3 separate regions of the Homo sapiens genome follow, and regions 2 and 3 are each linked to region 1. A link is a loop called in an ENCODE intact Hi-C map of the cell type or tissue named here. Cell type or tissue: MCF 10A. All regions are shown on one strand. Links, peaks and the distances in the headings refer to the core of each region. The heading gives the core; the rest is flanking DNA.

What was found. A loop is a pair of places that touch in the nucleus more often than their neighbours do. Peaks named below come from ENCODE experiments on the same cell type or tissue, not always from the same donor. Only the 100,000 strongest peaks of a DNase experiment are listed, where the experiment ranks them.
Region 2: a loop joins it to region 1, with 4 times the contacts of the local background. A loop is called at or near these places in 2 of 110 quality-filtered maps.
Region 3: a loop joins it to region 1, with 19 times the contacts of the local background. A loop is called at or near these places in 4 of 110 quality-filtered maps.

Annotation. Positions count from the first base shown.
Region 1 is chr9:889,632-896,517 of GRCh38, forward strand. It overlaps DMRT1 (doublesex and mab-3 related transcription factor 1), which reads left to right. Exons shown (of 5, transcript NM_021951.3): 3 at 4,281-4,564. Among named protein-coding and RNA genes, the nearest start is that of DMRT1, 51 kb to the left of the region's middle. RefSeq lists an enhancer at 4,295-4,614. In MCF 10A, for the core only: a CTCF peak has its summit at 4,323 (motif pointing right); a DNase peak (open chromatin) is centred at 4,350.
Region 2 is chr9:345,936-350,935 of GRCh38, forward strand. All of the region lies in intron 14 of DOCK8 (dedicator of cytokinesis 8), which reads left to right. Among named protein-coding and RNA genes, the nearest start is that of DOCK8-AS2, 120 kb to the right of the region's middle. In MCF 10A, for the core only: a CTCF peak has its summit at 1,952 (motif pointing right); a DNase peak (open chromatin) is centred at 1,956.
Region 3 is chr9:1,618,168-1,623,167 of GRCh38, forward strand. No RefSeq gene overlaps it. Among named protein-coding and RNA genes, the nearest start is that of SMARCA2, 390 kb to the right of the region's middle. In MCF 10A, for the core only: a CTCF peak has its summit at 1,944 (motif pointing left); no DNase peak of the experiment used is centred there.

The DNA.
Region 1 (6,886 bases), core at 1,364-6,363:
TTTTGTTGCTTGATAAACTGAGGCCTGATAAAAGGTTCAGATTAAGGTCATGCTGCAGAAATTCAAGAACTTGTGCTGTGCCCTGATTCTGGAATGCTGGAATCCTTGGGTTTCTATTTATTCGTCTGCTACTGTATTTTGTTTTCTTTTTTAAGAAGCTTGCTTTTGAAAGGCAGGCCTTAAGTGGGAGGTATTCAGTGTTTTTAATGCAGGGACAGGCCTAAGTGTCTAAAATGCCTTCCTAAATGTCTGTGAGATTGTATAGGAATGAACCATTAATGTTTATGACTGCATGGTAGGATAGGTCATTTATTCTTTTTCTGACTTAGATGCTCATATAATTTATTAAATTTGAGAAGCTCATAAGGCTTTTGTAATCAGATAAACAATAGAGACATGACCTTGAAAACAAAAGAATGATATAGAAAACCACCACTTAACGCCACCAAACGTGTTTTTTTTTTTTTTTTTTTTTGAGCCGGAGTCTTGCTCTGTCACCCAGGCTGGAGTGCAGTGGCGTGATCTTGGCTCAGGCCGACTGAGCTGAGATCTCAGGCCGCCCGCCTCAGCCTCCCAAAGTGCTGGGATTACAGGCGTGAGCCACCGCACCCGGCCCAAACTGATGTTTAAAATAAGAGAAAGGCCCAGTGGGGAAGTTGAGGAGGAGCGAATGGACATGTGCCCTCTCCAGACTTGGGGGTGTGGAATAATGGCATTGGAATGTCTCATCTCATTAGCTGGGAAGAGGAGAGAAGAAAGGAAAGGAATAGAATAAAACAGTGGTTTGGGAGTGCATTTACAGGAGCCTAGCATAGGTGGATTTGGTTTCCTTTCAGAGAAAAGTGACACCAATGCTGACTTTAAAATGAGGCTTCAAAAATAAATTTTGTTGTAGATCTCAGCCAGACCTTCCAGAGCTTGCACTTTAGTTTTGCCCTCTCCCTTGCATGTTTTTGTTTTCCCACACACTCAGCCAGTGGATGGTTTCTGGGCACCTTCTTTGGGCCATGCATTGTGCTGGAAATTTCTCTCATGAGCCAATTCTGTCTGCTTAAGGACACTTAAACCTCTATTTATTTCTTTATTTTTATTTTTTTATTTGAGACAGAGTCTCATTCTGTCACCCAGGCTGGAGTGCAGTGACGCGATCTCTGCTCACTGCAACCTCGGCCTCCCAGGTTCAAGCAATTCTCCTGCCTCATCCTCTGCAGTAGCTGGGTCTACAGGTACGCACCACCATGCCGATGTCCGGCTAATTTTTTTTTGTATTTTTTTTTTAGTGGAGACGGGGTTTCACCATGTTGGTCAGGCTGGTCTCGAACTCCTGACCTCAAATGATCAGACCTACCTCAGCCTCCCAAAGTACTGGGATTACAGGCGTGAGCCACCGCGCTCAGCCTTAAACCTTTTTAGAAAAGTGAAACAAGGCCAGGTGTAGTGGCTCATGCCTGTAATCGTAGCACTTTGGGAGGACAAGGTGGTTTGATTGCTGGAGCTCAGGAGTTTGAGACCAGCCTGGGCAACATAGTGAGACCCCATCTCTATACAAAAAAATTAAAAAAAAAAAAAGCTAAGAGCTTATTAAAATTCAGATTGCTTGAGCTCAGGAGTTCGAGATCAGCCTGGCCAACATGGTGAAACCCCGTCTCTACTTAAAAAAAATACAAAAATCAGCCAGGCATGGTGGCTTGCGCCTGTATTCCCAATTACTTGGGCTGCTGAGGTGGGAGGATCGCTTGAGCCCAGAAGGAGGAAGTTGCAGTGAGCCGAGATCGTACCACTGCACTCCAGCCTGGGCGACAGAGTGAGACCCTGTCTCAAATAAGTAAATAAACAAAATAAAAGTGAAACGACAAGATCTTATGACTCCCTGGAGGTTTTACTTTTTTTTTTTTTTCTCCCAGACGGAGTCTTGCTCTGTCGCCCAGGCTGGAGTGCAGTGGCCCAATATCGTCTCACTCCAACCTCTGTCTCCCAGGTTCAAGCGATTCTCCTGCCTCAGCCTCCCAAGTAGCTGGGACTGCAAGCATACGCCACCACGCCTGGCTAATTTTTTTTTTTTTTTGGTATTTTTAGTAGAGACAGGGTTTCACCGTGTTAGCCAGGATAGTCTTGATCTCCTGACCTCGTGAATCACCTGCCTCGGCCTCCCAAAGTGCTGGGATTACAGGCGTGGGCCACCGTGCCTGGCTGGAGCTTTTACTTTTAACTCACATTATTTTTGATGCCAAGCTACTTGAAAAATGATTATTCCTCAGTCCCTTCAGCAAATATTGACCCACTGTGTCTGGCAGTGTGCTAAGCACGGAGGACACAGTGGTGTGCCCGGAGGCTGGGTGCCTTCTTGCTGGATCTCACGTCCTGGTAGTCCTGGTAGGAGAGAGGCCATTCACTGGAGTCATCTCTTTGGATTTCTTGTTGCTTGTTGCTCCTTGCTCTCTTGCAGGCCTGCATCTGCTCCTTTCATCATGGTTAAAACCGCAAGGCCCTGAAGACCTAGTTGTCTGTTGGTCTTTTCTAGAACTGTTTGCTTGATGTCCCAGCAGCAGTTGACACCACAGCCTGCTTGCTCTGTGATTCAAGTCAGCTTTAACCTCTGTGACGTTGTATTCTCTGTTTTTCACGCTCCAGGTCTTGGCTCTCCTTTATTCTGTAACAGCTCCTCCCTTCCTTGCCCAGATGGAGCTAGCACCTCCAGTGGTGACTCTTGGATCTGGCTTCCAGTCTCAGCCTCTCCCAAAAGCACGCGTTTCATGTTCCTCACCCTCACCCAGCCCTCCACCTGCACACCTGCCCACCCTCTGCTCTACACACCCAGGCTCCTGCTCTCTGCCTCCCCTGCATCTTAATTCCTGGCAGCCCCTCAGCCCTCCAGTTCTGTTGCGTTTCATCCCCCACATGTCCCTGGAACAGGCTCCTCTCTTACATTTGCAGGCCTTAGAGTTCTGGTCTGTCCTTGAACTCACTTTGGTGGTTCCCTAGCAGGTCTTTCTGCCTCTGATCTCTCTCTCCTTCACTTGCCCTAAGCAGTTGCCCTTAGATAAATCTCCTCCAAGCACAGCTCTGACCGTGTAACCTCCTTGCTCAGAACTCAGTGGTTCCCATTACATCCCAGAGTCAGGAGAGCTGGACTGAGGCCCGCCTCACCTTACCCTAGCCCATCTTTCATACTACATGTCTCCTTCCCTTTTCTCATCCAGTTCCTCAGCCTCACTTCCCTGCCCATCATTCCAAACTCTACCCCCACTTTCCTGCTTCCACTCCTTTGTCCTTGCTGCTCCTTTCTCCTTCCTCTCCTTTTCTCATTTTTCACCTGTGTCCTGCATCTTTTTTTAAGTGCAACTCAGGTGCAGTTTTGTCCATGAATTTCTAACTAGGCTACAAGCCATCTCTGTTTCCTCTGACTTCCCATGGAAGTTTATGGGTCTTCCTGTATGATGGTAGGTGGTAGGTGGTATTCCCTTCCCATCTTCTATCCTAGACCGTAGACTCCCTGTGGGCACGGCAGCTGGCAGACGTTTCAGGCACCCGGACTGGCTCTTAGAACATTGTTTAATAAATGTCCATTGGATGGATGACTTAGGAATTCATTTATTGGAATTGACAATAAACACTTTAATGTCTGTGCCAGAGGTTGGGAAACTAGTCTTTGGGTTAGATCAGCCCACTGCCTGTTTTTATAAATAAAGTTTTATTGCAACACAAGCATGCTGCAGCAGTGATTGAATAGTTGACAAAACCTGAAATAGTTACTGACCTCTTACACTAGAAGTTTGCCCCTGGTCCGCACCTTTGGCCAGATTTCTGAAGATACCTGATCACCTGTGGAAGGAAGTTAAGGAAACAGGTGTTCACCTAAATTCACCTAAACTCTTGGCCACTCGTTTTGACTTTCTAACCTATCTATGTGGCTACAATTAATTTTGTTTTAAGAATGCACAATCAGGTCAACTAGATTTGCTCTTCAGTTTCTTGACATTAGGATAGGAATTTCTGGATAGAAGTTGTGCTGTTGGGCTTTATGTAATTAAAATCACCTCTAAAATGGTTTTGATACTCTCAGTAAAAACAATCAGCTGAGTCTTTCGGTTGTGCCACCAGAGTGAAGCGAACCTTAGAAACTCTCCCTTATTTTGGCTATAGGAGAAGCAACAGATGGTTTTGTCTTCTGCATATTCAGCTACCTTGCTCCGCAGGTCTTGGGTAGGAAGGTTTAGAAGTAAAGTTTCGTGGACTAACATTAATACCATGTTGTATTTTTCTTTTTTCTTCCAATTTAGAGGGACGTATGGTCATCCAGGATATTCCTGCTGTCACCAGCAGAGGGCATGTGGAGAACACACCTGACCTGGTTTCAGACTCCACCTACTACAGCAGCTTCTACCAGCCGTCTCTGTTTCCTTATTACAACAATCTATACAACTGCCCGCAGTACTCCATGGCCTTGGCTGCTGATTCTGCTTCTGGGGAGGTGGGAAATCCCCTCGGGGGATCCCCTGTGAAGAACAGCCTTCGGGGCCTCCCCGGACCTTATGTGCCTGGTCAGACAGGAAACCAGTGGCAGGTATGATATTAATTACCCAGAGAGTGAACTGGTTGTGTGAAAGCCACATGCATGTGCACACACATGCACATACACACAGAGGCACACACGCACTTGTGCGCCCAGAGGCACACACAGGTGACACACACAGGTACACACACATATGTGTGTGTGCCATTTTGCACACATGTAGGCACAATATGCAAAATGTGTAAGGAATTTTTTACTCTGTCAATAATGCCCTTTAGCCTCAAAGGTTGGCTGCAAGGAATTGGAAAGAAATAATGTACAAACTTGTTTTCTTTTTCAAATTTTACTTTTCTCATTTTTTGAATGTTGCATAAATAACCAGTTGGGCACAGGCAGATCACAAGTACTGAATGAGGTACCACCTCCTCCAGCTTTGTCCCCACTTTCGTTGGGCACCTTAGAAAATGCTGGGTAAAGCCTTCTGGGTGGCAGTAATCTGCGTGATGAATTTGCACCTTGGGAAGGAAACAGGTCATAATCTGTATGGAAGAAAGGTAAGAAAAGGAATTCGGTCACTGTTGAGCTGGACCCAACCTGGGTGCATTTTTCGCTAGGAATAGAGGTCAGTCTTTCATTCTCCAAGTTTGTTTTTTTTTTTGTTTGTTTGTTTGTTTTGGTTTGGTTTTTGAGACAGAGTCTCGCTCTGTTGCCCAGGCTGGAGTGCAGTGGTAGGATCTCAGCTCACTGCAACTTCTGCCTCCTGGGTTCAAGTGCTTCTTTTCACCTCAGCCTGTGAAGTAGCTGGGATTACAGGCGCCTACCACCCCACCCGGCTAATTTTTGTATTTTTAGTAGAGATGGGGTTTCACCATGTTGACCAGGCTGGTCTTGAACTCCTGACCTCAGGTGATCCGCCCGCCTCGGCCTCCCAAAGTGCTGGGATAACAGGCATGAGCCACCGTGTCCGGCCCCAAGTATGTATTTTTAAAATAGCATGCAATCAAGGGCATTTGATATTTGGAGTAAAACAAAGCATTTTACTTTATTAGAGAAGGGAGCGTTTATCTAGGGCTGTTCTGCTTCCTCAGTTGCAACCATTTTCATCATGCCCGTTTGTTAGCAGCAGATTGAAGGCATCAAAAGCATTCAGAGGCTAGATTACCTTGTACAGAGGTATGTTGTGGGAATATGTAGGTGAAAAGTTAGACTCAACACCTCCAAGCCCTCTTCCAAGTGAAAGACATTAGGATTCTGCAAGAACTGTTCTCATTCTGGATGCATTTGCCATGCTCAGGCTTCCTCAGTGGGGATTTGATTCAACGCAATGCCACATATATATTTGGGAGTTCAGTGCAAGTGTTTGACCCTCTTTTTCACTTTCCCAGCTTTATTGACGTATCATGGGTAAAAAAAGTTGTATATATTTAAGATGTACAATGTGATGATTTGATATATGTGTACCTTGCACAATGATTGCCACAATTAAGCTAATTAACAAACACATTAATCACCTCACATAGTTACCATTTTTATGTGTGTGGTTGATAACACTTAAGATCTACTCTATTAGCATTTTTCAGGTGTACAGTATATTATTAAGTACAGTCACCATGCTGTATGTTAGATTCCCAGAATTTACTCATCTTATAACTGAAACTTTTTTTTTTTTTTTTTTTTTTGAGAGGGAGTCTTGCTCTGTCACCCAGCTGGAGTACAGTGGCGCGATCTCGGCTCACTGCAACCTCTGCCTCCCGGGTTCAAGCCATTCTCCTGCCTCAGCCTCCCGAGTAGCTGGGACTACAGGCACGCGCCACCAAGCCCAGCTAATTTTTGTATTTTTAGTAGAGACGGGGTTTCACCATGGTGGCCACGATGGTCTGTATCTCTTGCCCTTGTGATTGGCCCACCTCAGCCTCCCAAAGTGCTGGGATTACAGGCATGAGCCACCACTCCCAGCCGTAATTGAAACTTTTTACCCTTTGCCCAACATCTTTTTTTTTTTCCAGCTCAATGAATTTTATTTCCCTTGTTGTATATAAATGCTTTGATTGACCAGTAGATATTTGTCAACCATTAGTATCTTGGTTCTGTTGAAGGAGTAAGAACATTTTAAACTGAGATTTTTTTTTTCTTGTCTTTTCTTTTTTTTTTTTTTTTTTCCTGAGACAGAGTCTCACTCTGTCGCCCAGGCTGGTGCGATCTTGGCTCACTGCAACCTCCACCTCCTGGGTTCAAGTGATTCTCCTGCCTCAGCCTCCTGAGTAGCTGGGATTATAGGCACGCACCACCACTCCTCGCTAATCCAACATCCCTTTATTTCCTCCACCTCGAGCTCCCGGCAACCACTGTTCTCTGATTCTGTGAGGTTGACTT
Region 2 (5,000 bases), core at 1-5,000, 550 kb before region 1:
TCCTTGCTCTAACGATAGAGACCAACTTCTAGAGCCAGAAGTGCTCATCCCAGGAATGACCAGGGGCTCCCAAACCAGCGGCTCGGGCCCTCTGCAGTGCCATGTGCAGCCTCTGTGGGTTAGAGGCATGGAGCTAGAGCAGGGTCCTCTGAACCAGAGCCAGGCAGGACACTCTGAGAAATCACAAGCAGAAGGACAGCAATTCTGAAAGCAGAGCAGAACAGCTGGAAAAACTGAGCTGATGAAAAGGATTATCCGAATCCAAGCTTGGCGTTCCTTGCTCTGTGTCCAGATTAAGAAAATGCTAGTGGTTTGCCTAGGAACACATTTGCACCAACTCCTGGCTTATTTTCCATGTGACCCAACAGCTGGTACTAGAGACACCAGCTGCTTTCTGGTGGGGGCAGAATGAAAACAGCATGGGCTGAGGCCAAGGCCCAGCAAGGTCTTCAAGGGCATCCTATCCTGCGGCCGCCAGAGGGGTATGTGCGGAGATCACAGGCAATGAGGTTGTAATGAGCTGTTAAGCTCCCTGCCGTCCCTTTAATGGGTGATTACAGTAAAAAGAGCCACATAAAGTACGTTTTCATCTCTCACTTCAGCCCCCGAGAGCCTCTGAGGTCTTGTTTATCCAATTATCAGACTTGCTGTGGAGGACGGTGCTTGCTGAGAACAAGCATATCAGTTGGAACATGATTTCTCTGATGGATAATTAGCTGTTTTCAGGACTCCTCCTATTCAGCTGAATGTTCTCAGACCAGAAGTCTGATCTGGCCTAACGGGGATGTGCTCCCATATCGCAGTGGAGTCTTAAGGAGTACTACCCACCTTCTCTTCTGCGGGGGAAAAGGAATGGCGTAGCATGCATGCAGGACCTGACCGGAAGGAATGTCTGCGAGTTATGATTTAGTGACTAGAACTTCTAAGGAAAGAAATGAACCAGAAATAACTGCAAACGAAGTGGTTAGGAAGAGGGGCAGGACATGGGGAGTATCCTTGAAAGGGACTTAATTTCATCCAAGGAAATAGGTTCCCAGTTTAAGCCCAGTTAGCTCTGTATTCAGAGTGGATCTTCTCAGTGCTAGGTGAAGGAAGGGTGGTTGTGCATCAGAGTAAGTGTCCAGCCCCACCCTGAAGACTCCCATTCAGGTGGTCTGGGATGGGGCACTGGTGGTCTGACACTCTCTTTTGTTCAAAATCAAAGCGTCCCCCTCCTTCTCATGGAAGGGAAGCTTCCACCAACCCTTAATGAGTTCCTGTACCATATGGAGTTGTCAAATGCTCCATACCGGGCACAGCGGCTCACACCTGCAATCCCAGCACTTTGGGAGGCCGAGGCGGGAGGATCCATTGAGCCCAGGAGTTCAAGACCAGCCTAGGCAACATAGCAAGACCCTGTCTCTACAACAACAACAAAAAAATTAGCCAGGGGTGGGGGTCCACACCTGCAGTCCCAGTTACTTGTGAGGCTGAGGTGGGAGGATCGCTTGAGCCAGGAAGGTCGAGGCTACAGTGAGCCGTGATCATGCCACTGCCCTCCAGCCTGGGCAACAGAGTGAGACTCTTTCAAAAAACAAAAACAAAAAACTCTGTCCTAAGTATCAGATGATGCGGAAGCCCAGTACTTGGTTTTACTAGGCTTAGCAAGCAGTCGCTTATGGAACAGAAGCTTTTATAAACAAACCATGTAGTTAGGAAGGGCAGTGGCAGCCCAGGCAAAATCTAGTCATTTGAATTAGCCAAGGAACGGAGACAAAGACAAAGTGAATTTCTGGTGCTAGTTGCAACTTGGTCTCGATAATAAATCAGGAACACAATCCCCACATTCCTAATGCCTTGCTCCAAAACTCAGCAATCCTCCTATTTGTAAGAATGAAAAAATTCAGGAGGGAACCAATTGCCTAAGGTTATGACAGCAAAGCTACCGTTCCAGTATAATATTCAGCCACTAGAGGACACAATTCACTCACTTTCTAGATTCAGACACACGACTACCTTTTTCGTTACAAAACATATGAAGTCGTGATTTATGAAAGTAGGACACATATTGTATTTTTTGCCCTTGAAGTGCAAGACCAGGAAAAACTGAAAAGTATTGCAGCATCCTCCGAGATCACTGTTGTCATTTTTTCGCAAAGGATTTTATTCTAGCCTGTCAGTTTCTGCCTCCTTTCATTAGTAAGTCCTGACCTTAGACATCTGGCATTTTTTTGGAAGGTGTAGTGGGGAGGGGGACCAAGAGATGCATCCCTTAATGTAGCTAAAGATCGAAATCTTCTCATTTTGGGGAGAGTTGCTTACTATACATATTTACACATTCACCAATTTTGTCTCATATGTAAACCACAGAATGTGCCGAATTTTCCTAGAATCATGGTTGAGGCAGGTAGGAGTAAGGAGGTGCTGTGTACATTAGTGTCACTGATTCCACCGTTCACAACTCCATACCACTCTCCTTATTTTATACTCTTGAGTCCACAGTGCTTTGGTGTTACAGCCCATATAGAACGGTCCTACCTAAAAGTCCTGCGGTCGGTTTAACAGTGACGAGTGTCATTTTTCCACTGTCCTTTACATAGAATTCAGCAGGAAGCTTCATGAGGCACCCTGTTTCTACATGAGTTGCCCTGGTTGGTGGAGGCAGAAGCAATGGAGAAGTGGTGATGAAATTAAGTCAAAGTTAGGCTTGCATTTGACTCTGATCTTGAATAGTTTGTCTAGATTAGAGGGAGCACCTAAAATCCAAAAAGCCTTTTGTCTTTGATTTCTATACTTTTGTTAGTTTTACAAATTATTATTTAAAATCAGTCCTTTGAAGTGGCTTCTTCTCTTCTGACGGGACAGCTTTGGGAAACTGTTTAGTCTTATTTCTTTTGCTATTGGGAAGTTGTGGGGGACGCTATTTTGCAGCTTTTTCATCCTCAGTTCTGACCTCCTCATGTGCTTTACAGATGCCCCCAAAGGTCAGCATTCATCCACCTTTCACTGAGAGTGTTTGGCCATCTCTAAAGCAGAGGTATTTTAACAGCTCTCCTTAATGGATGTCCTGTGGTTTCAGGCCTCAGACAGGCTGCCCTTGGGCCCTCAGCAGAAGTCGGGAATCGTCTTATACTTCCAGATCGTCTTTTACTCAGGCAAAATATGAGATGCTGTGTCAGGGTTTCCCAAGGGAAGAAACTGAGTGGGAGGTGCAGGTAAACCCCACAGTACAAAATAAAACAGAGCTGTGAGTAGTTGAAAGGACTGTGTTTTGACAGCGTAATAAGGTAATTGTTTAAAACCATGGCTAATTCATCAGATGTCATGTGTCTTTTATAGTTAAAAGATGAAATTTCTTTACCCACTGGTGTCAACAACAGAAAGATTCTAAAACTTTCAAAAAATGTGCCAGTCCTGGCTGCTTTGTTTCATGTTCTTTGACAACTTTCAAAATGTAAATTGAGATTCATGCAACTATTAATGGAAATATAAATATCATGGCTTCATAAGGATAAAATTAGAGGAGCTCAACATAACGGCTCATTTTAATGATTTCTAAGGGGTTTCCATGCCCAGGCTAATAACTGTACATTTAGCAATAAGCAAATCTCAAAGCCTATTTCTTATCTTTCCCTAGAATTACAGCTTTTAAGCCCAAGCTGGTCGTTCCTTTTATACCACTCCACTCACTTGATAGGGGTGACATGGGCTGAGCTTTCTCTCCTATCAGGGCTCAAAGACAAGTTTAGCAGCGTTTCTAAACTTCTGTCAATCAGCTCACAGGACACAGACCAGTTTCGTTATCCCATTAACAGATTTACATTTCTGTTCTCTGGAAGTGTCAGTTAATGTCCTTAAAGGTAATATACACAAATGTACACAATAGTCTCTGAATTTTTCTCAGAAGACACACTCAGAAACCTTAGAATTCTGATTCATTCTCTTTGGCTCAGACTTGGATGAATTTGCTTCTCAGAGTAGGGACATGAAAATTATTCTTAATTTATACTTCATGTAATCTGTTTCTTCTTTCTCCCTCCGCCGCCCTCCAATAGCTCTTCTGAGCTTGTTTGTTCTTCCCCTAACTCCCATTGTTGAAAACATGGCCTCCCCTCATTCTCACCTTTCCAGGAATCTCCTTGTGCTCCTCAAGTTCGGCTCATCGCAAACTTGGAGTTCTGTTTTCTCATGCCCTTCTTTCATTTTCTTCTTTTAAGAGACAGGATCTTGCTCTGTCTCCAAGATTGGAGTGCAGTGGTACGATTCTAGCTCACTGCAGCCTCAAACTGCTGGGCTTAAGTGATCCTCCCAACTCAGCCTCCCAAGAAGCTAGGACCACTGCTGTGTGTCACCACACCAGCTAATTATTTTATCTTTTCTAGAGACAAGGTCTCACTCTGTTGCCCAGGCTGGTCTTGAACTCCTAGCCTCAAGCAATCTTCCTACCTCAGCTTCCCAAAGCACTGGGAGGTGCCACTCTTCTTGTGTTTTTTACCTTTGCATTTATTTCCTGGTTACAATACTTTTAACTTAATGGCTGCTGAACTAGATTCTGCCAATGTACGTGCCGTCCAGGACACGTTCATGCCACTTTAATTTTCTTAGAACATCAATGAGATAGTCTTACTAGGGAGAGATAAAGGGCAGGGGTTTGGTTTTCTGGCAGGTTTTCTTTCATTTTAATAACGAGCCAACCCACGGAGGAAGGAATTGATTGATGGCTGCTTCCTCTTTTGTAAAGAACAAACATCAAATTAGTGGTTTGTCCTCACTTTGCGGATAAGCAGAATAATAACACCTGTGCCTCTCCCTGCATTATTTTGAAACTAATATAATTTTGTTTGGACAGAACGTAGATAGCAACCTTAATGGGGAGGAATGTGGAAGAGGAATTACTGAAGGGGGACCAGTCAGCCTGTCAGGCAGCAACTCTGGTGCCAAAGAATGGACATAGGATCAGAGCTGTGGACCCCCGTCCTGTTTGTAAACTTCCTGAGGGTGGCAGAGATTCATACCCTTTC
Region 3 (5,000 bases), core at 1-5,000, 730 kb after region 1:
GATGGCATCTTTGTGTGGGGATTGTGAAAAAATTTTTAGATGAAAGAATGATTTAGAGAAGAGTGGGTAGGTATAAAAGAACCCAACAAGGAATATTGAGGCACCCAGGCACTAACATGAAGAATAAGTAGAAATGGTGTTCCTGGAGCCCAGTTGAGAGCTGTAGCCAAGGAAGACTATGGCAGAAGCTACAGTCATAGAAGAATATGGTGACTAGTATAACTGCAACAAATCCAGAAGGAGTGCAATTATCAACACCACTCTCCTTCTGCTATTGGGCTCTTCTGCTCGTGTTTCCATGTTGGTCAAACCCAAATGAAGCCCAAGAGTAATGGAGTCCAGGTGATGCAGTCTCTAGAGGTCATCCTCTCAGAGAAGGGATGTCAATCATTCAGGGAAGAGAGGATGAAGAATAACCAGCATATACCCTCAAATCAGCACCTGAGACTTGGTGAAGATTTCCCTTCCAAGCAGGCTTCTAGTGAAGTGTAGAAGGTAAGGTGAAAACTCAGTTCATTTTAGCACTGGCCTTTAACTCATCCTTCAAGGCCAATCTGATAAATCACATCCTCCAGAAAACCTTCTCTAGACCCTTCTCTATGTCCCCTTATCTTCCAGTGCCTAACTCTTTCACAACACTTAACAAATTTCGCTGAAGTTATATCTATGTGTCTCTCTCCCTCACTGGACTGTAAGCTCCTTGAGGATAGGGATTATATATTACACACCTTTGCATCTAACATAGTGTCAGGCATCTAAAATTTCCCACTTTGTACCAGAGATTTCTTATTCAACAGTATACATTTTCCACCAAGTTCTTAGTCTTCAAACTGCAAACTTTCCCTTGCATGGCACTGAGCATGCCTATGGCCCAGTGAAAACTGAAAAACAGTGGTTCATAACACAGGGATACAAAATCAACATGATGAATGTAATTGAATTTCTGGTCCATTGAGGGAAAACATGAAATTATACAACTGCTTCATGCATTATATTGACCAGACATCTCAGCCAGATCACTGAACAGCAGCATGAGGCAGGCATGGTTCTGCTTGTAATGCCTGTGGGCACTTGTAGTCTGTGACTAACCCCCCATACAGATAGGTAAGCTGAGGATAAAGAGATAACTTAAATTTTTCTTTCAGATTTGCTTAGTTACACAGTGTCTTTTTATTTGTAGGTAGTGCGGGAATAGTGCAAAGCCCCTGACCCTAAAGATTAACGTGATTTGAGGTTAAATTGTAGCAAGTCACTTTGTGAGCTTGGACTAGTTTCTGACCCTTTCTGAGCCTCAGTTCCACATGGAGTTGTGAGGATTAAATTGAGCAACTTTTTGTAAAGTACAGGGTTCAGTGTAGGCACTTGCTGTGAATTTGTTCCTTTTGCTTTATATTATGGTGCCATACTTGTGGACCAAAGATGAGAAATGAGAGCCTGCCTTCCATCCTACACAGACAACGGTGGAAATTTAGTTATGGAGCTGTATAGGTAGATATAAGATAAGATACCAAAGGGAAATAAAATCCTTGGAATATGATTAACAAAACAAATATCTGAATTGCTTGAACCACAACAACTGGATCAGGTCTAAATCTTCTTTGCATTGATGTGCAAATACAAGCTGTCTTTGAATCAGGGACGGGGTCTGGGGGGCAGTGGGTGCACCTATCCTCTCACCCAAATTTCCTGTGCTCTTCGTTTCATTATAGCCCTTCAGTGCCCTTCTCGGGGCTGTCAAAACTTATTTCCAATCACCTCTTCTTCTTTACAACCAACACTCACCACAACCACACAACACGGTGAATAAAGCTGATGTAGAAGGGAGGTACAAAATCTTCCAAACAAAATGAGGAATGGGAAACAACTTTGTCTCCGTTCTCTGCTGTCAATTCTTGCTGAGTGTCAGAACACAGTCCCATAGTAGACAATGCCATCTTGTGGTTCTTGTGAAAATCATTCCTTGGAAAATTCAAGAAGGTCATTGTTTAAATTTCACCACTAGCGTTCCTTCCTATCATATTTGTACAGATTAAATCATCATCCCCTGAGGCTTCACCTAACAAAAACAAGAGCCAGATTATTGATAAATGAGAAGGTCACTTTAAAATGGGAAAATCCCACTACTCTGTTTTTAAAGAGTCTTAGCACATTTATGCTTTCGACTGAAAGATAGAGGCAGGCTGGCTTGGTGGTTTGTTTTCCTTGGGAAGCAGTCACATATAATTTTTTATAATAACATAGCCTGGAATACCAATTCCCATGCCATACTGTCATCCTGCATGTCAGCACTTTGAGTATTGAATCCTGTGCAGAAAGCCCTCATCCGCACTTGTCCGAGAATGTTTCCTCTGGGTTAAAACCCGCACATAAAGGTTTCAGCAGCAGCAGCAGCAGCTGTTTGGGCCACTTTCTGGAGTTATGTGAGTACTGTGGGTTCAGTTATATTTCCTTGGAACATAAAAATAGGAGGTTTTGGTTTGTTACCTTTGAAACCTCAGGGAAATCAAAACCAGAGCTCATTTTGGATGCTGAAGCGATTAATCCATACTGCCCTCTGAGCTGAAGTAATGATTTGATGCACTGGAATAGTTTCTGCAGCAACGTTCTGTCTCTCTTCTGTTTGTAAGTGATCAGAAACAGCATTTAAAAAAATCCCACAGTAGGACACAGAGTATTCTTATATATAATAAGCATACCAATTAATGGGGTTTTTTTTTTTTGTTTATAACCCAATTCCAGTGGAATCTATTAAAAGCAAATGTATATAAAATGTGGTTTTAAATTATTAATATTACAGTTTAATTTGTCATATAGTATTAAAACACTTTGGTAACGTTTATGGGAAAAAATAGACTATGTTTTGTAAGACAACTTGCCCTTTTAAGACCTCAAATATTCTCATAAAATTAACTTATTTTTTCAGTCAACAGATTTTTTTGAGGACCTACTAAGTCCCAGATACTCTGTGAGGGGTTGGGTACCAGAAAATAGTAAGACATGATTCCTGCTCTGAAGGAGTTTACAGTGCAATGGGAGGAACAGAGAAATAAACAAGTAGCTACAAATGCATGTGGTTAGTTCTGTAATGGGGGGAATTGTGGGCTATATGAGCAAACATTGGAGCAACACAGCATCCAATCTTAGTAATTATAGGTTTCTAGACAAAAGTGACAAAATTAAAGATGAGAGAGTTCACTAAGTGAAGGAATGAGAAATAATATTTTGCCCAAACAGAATAGCATGGGCAAATATCTAATATAAATAGGGTCTTTGACTCAGAGAATGAGAAGTACTTAACTAAGGTTGAGACAAAGAATAAGGGATGGACTTGATTCACAAAAGGAGCAATTGGGCCTTCAAATTCATATCAATAACTGTTCCCAGTATCCTGAGGATGGAGGGAAGCTCTGGAAGGGTTAATAAAGCCAGAGGGACCAACTGTCCTTATTTTTGTGGAAATTTCACAGTTCTAGCACTGAAAGTTTTGTGTTTAAGGAAACCCCTCTATCCCAGACAAACCAGGGTTGTTGGTCACCTTAAATGTGCCACGACATAGTTTGGTTTTAGAAATATTATCATGGCTACAAGATGGAGACTTGATTACAGGGAGTGTGACAGAAAGGAAATCAGTTAGGAGGCTGTTGAAGTGATATGGGAGAGAAATAACTGTGGCCTGAACTAAAATAATGGTGATGGGGGATGAAGAGAAATGAAGTGATTCAACAAGAGATGCTAAGACAAAGACTAGACAGAGGTCATATTAGACTTGTATGGTGTATTAGTGTGTTGTCACACTGCTATAAAGAAACTACTTGAGACTGGGCAATTCATAAACAAAAGAGATTTAAGTGACTCACAGTTATGCACGACTGGGGAGGTCTCAAGAAATTTACAACCATGGCAGAAGGTGAAGAGGAAGCAAGGCATATCTTATATGGTGGCAGGAGAGAGAGAGAGTGAAGGAGGAAGTGCTACTTTTAAACCACCAGATCTCTTGAGAACTCACTCAGTATCACAAGAATGGCATGGGGGAAACTGCCCCATGATCCAATTACCTCCCACCAGGTCCCTCCATCGATACGTAAGGATTACAATTTCAGATGAGATTTGGGTGGAGCCACAGAGCCAAACCATATTATTCTGCCCTAGCCCCTCCCAAATTTCATGTCCTTTTCACATTTCATAACCTATCATGCCTTCCCAACAGTCCCCCAAAGTCTTAACTCATTCCAACATTAACTCAAAAGTCCAAGTACAAAGTCTCATCTGAGACAAGGCAAGTCCCTTCTGCCTATCAGACTGTAAAATAAAAAACAAGTTAAGTACCTCCAAGATACAATGGGGGTACAGGCATTGGGTAAATGTTCCCATTCAAAATGGAAGAAATTAGACAAAACAAAGGAGTCACAAGCCCCATGCAAGTCTGAAAGCCAACAAGGCAGTCATTAAATTTTACAGCTCCAAAATAATCTTCTTTGACTCCATGTCTCACATCTAGGGTGCACTGATGCAAGGATTGGGTTTCCAAGGCCTTGGCAGCTCTGCTCCTGTGGCTCTGCAGAGTATAGCCCTGTGGCTGTTTTCACAGACTGGCATTGAGTGTCTGAGCCTTTTCCAGGTGCACAGTGCATACTGTTGGTGGATCTACCATTCTGGAGTCTGGAGGATGGTGACCCTCTTCTCACAGATCCACTAGGTAGTGCCCCAGTGGGGACTGTACTTGGGGACTCCAACCCCACATTTCCCCTCTGCATTGCCCTAGTATAGGTTCTTCATGATGGCACCGTCCATGCAGCAGACTTCTGCCTGGACATCCAGGAGTTTCCATACTTCCTCTGAAATCTAGGCGGAGGTTCCCAAACCTCATATCTCATTTTCTGCATATCCACAGGCCCAGTACCATGTGGAAGCTGCCAAGGCTTGGGGCTTACACTCTGAAGAAATGGCCTGAGCTGTACATTGGCCTTGTTGGGCCCCTTTTAGCCACAGTCTCTTGAATG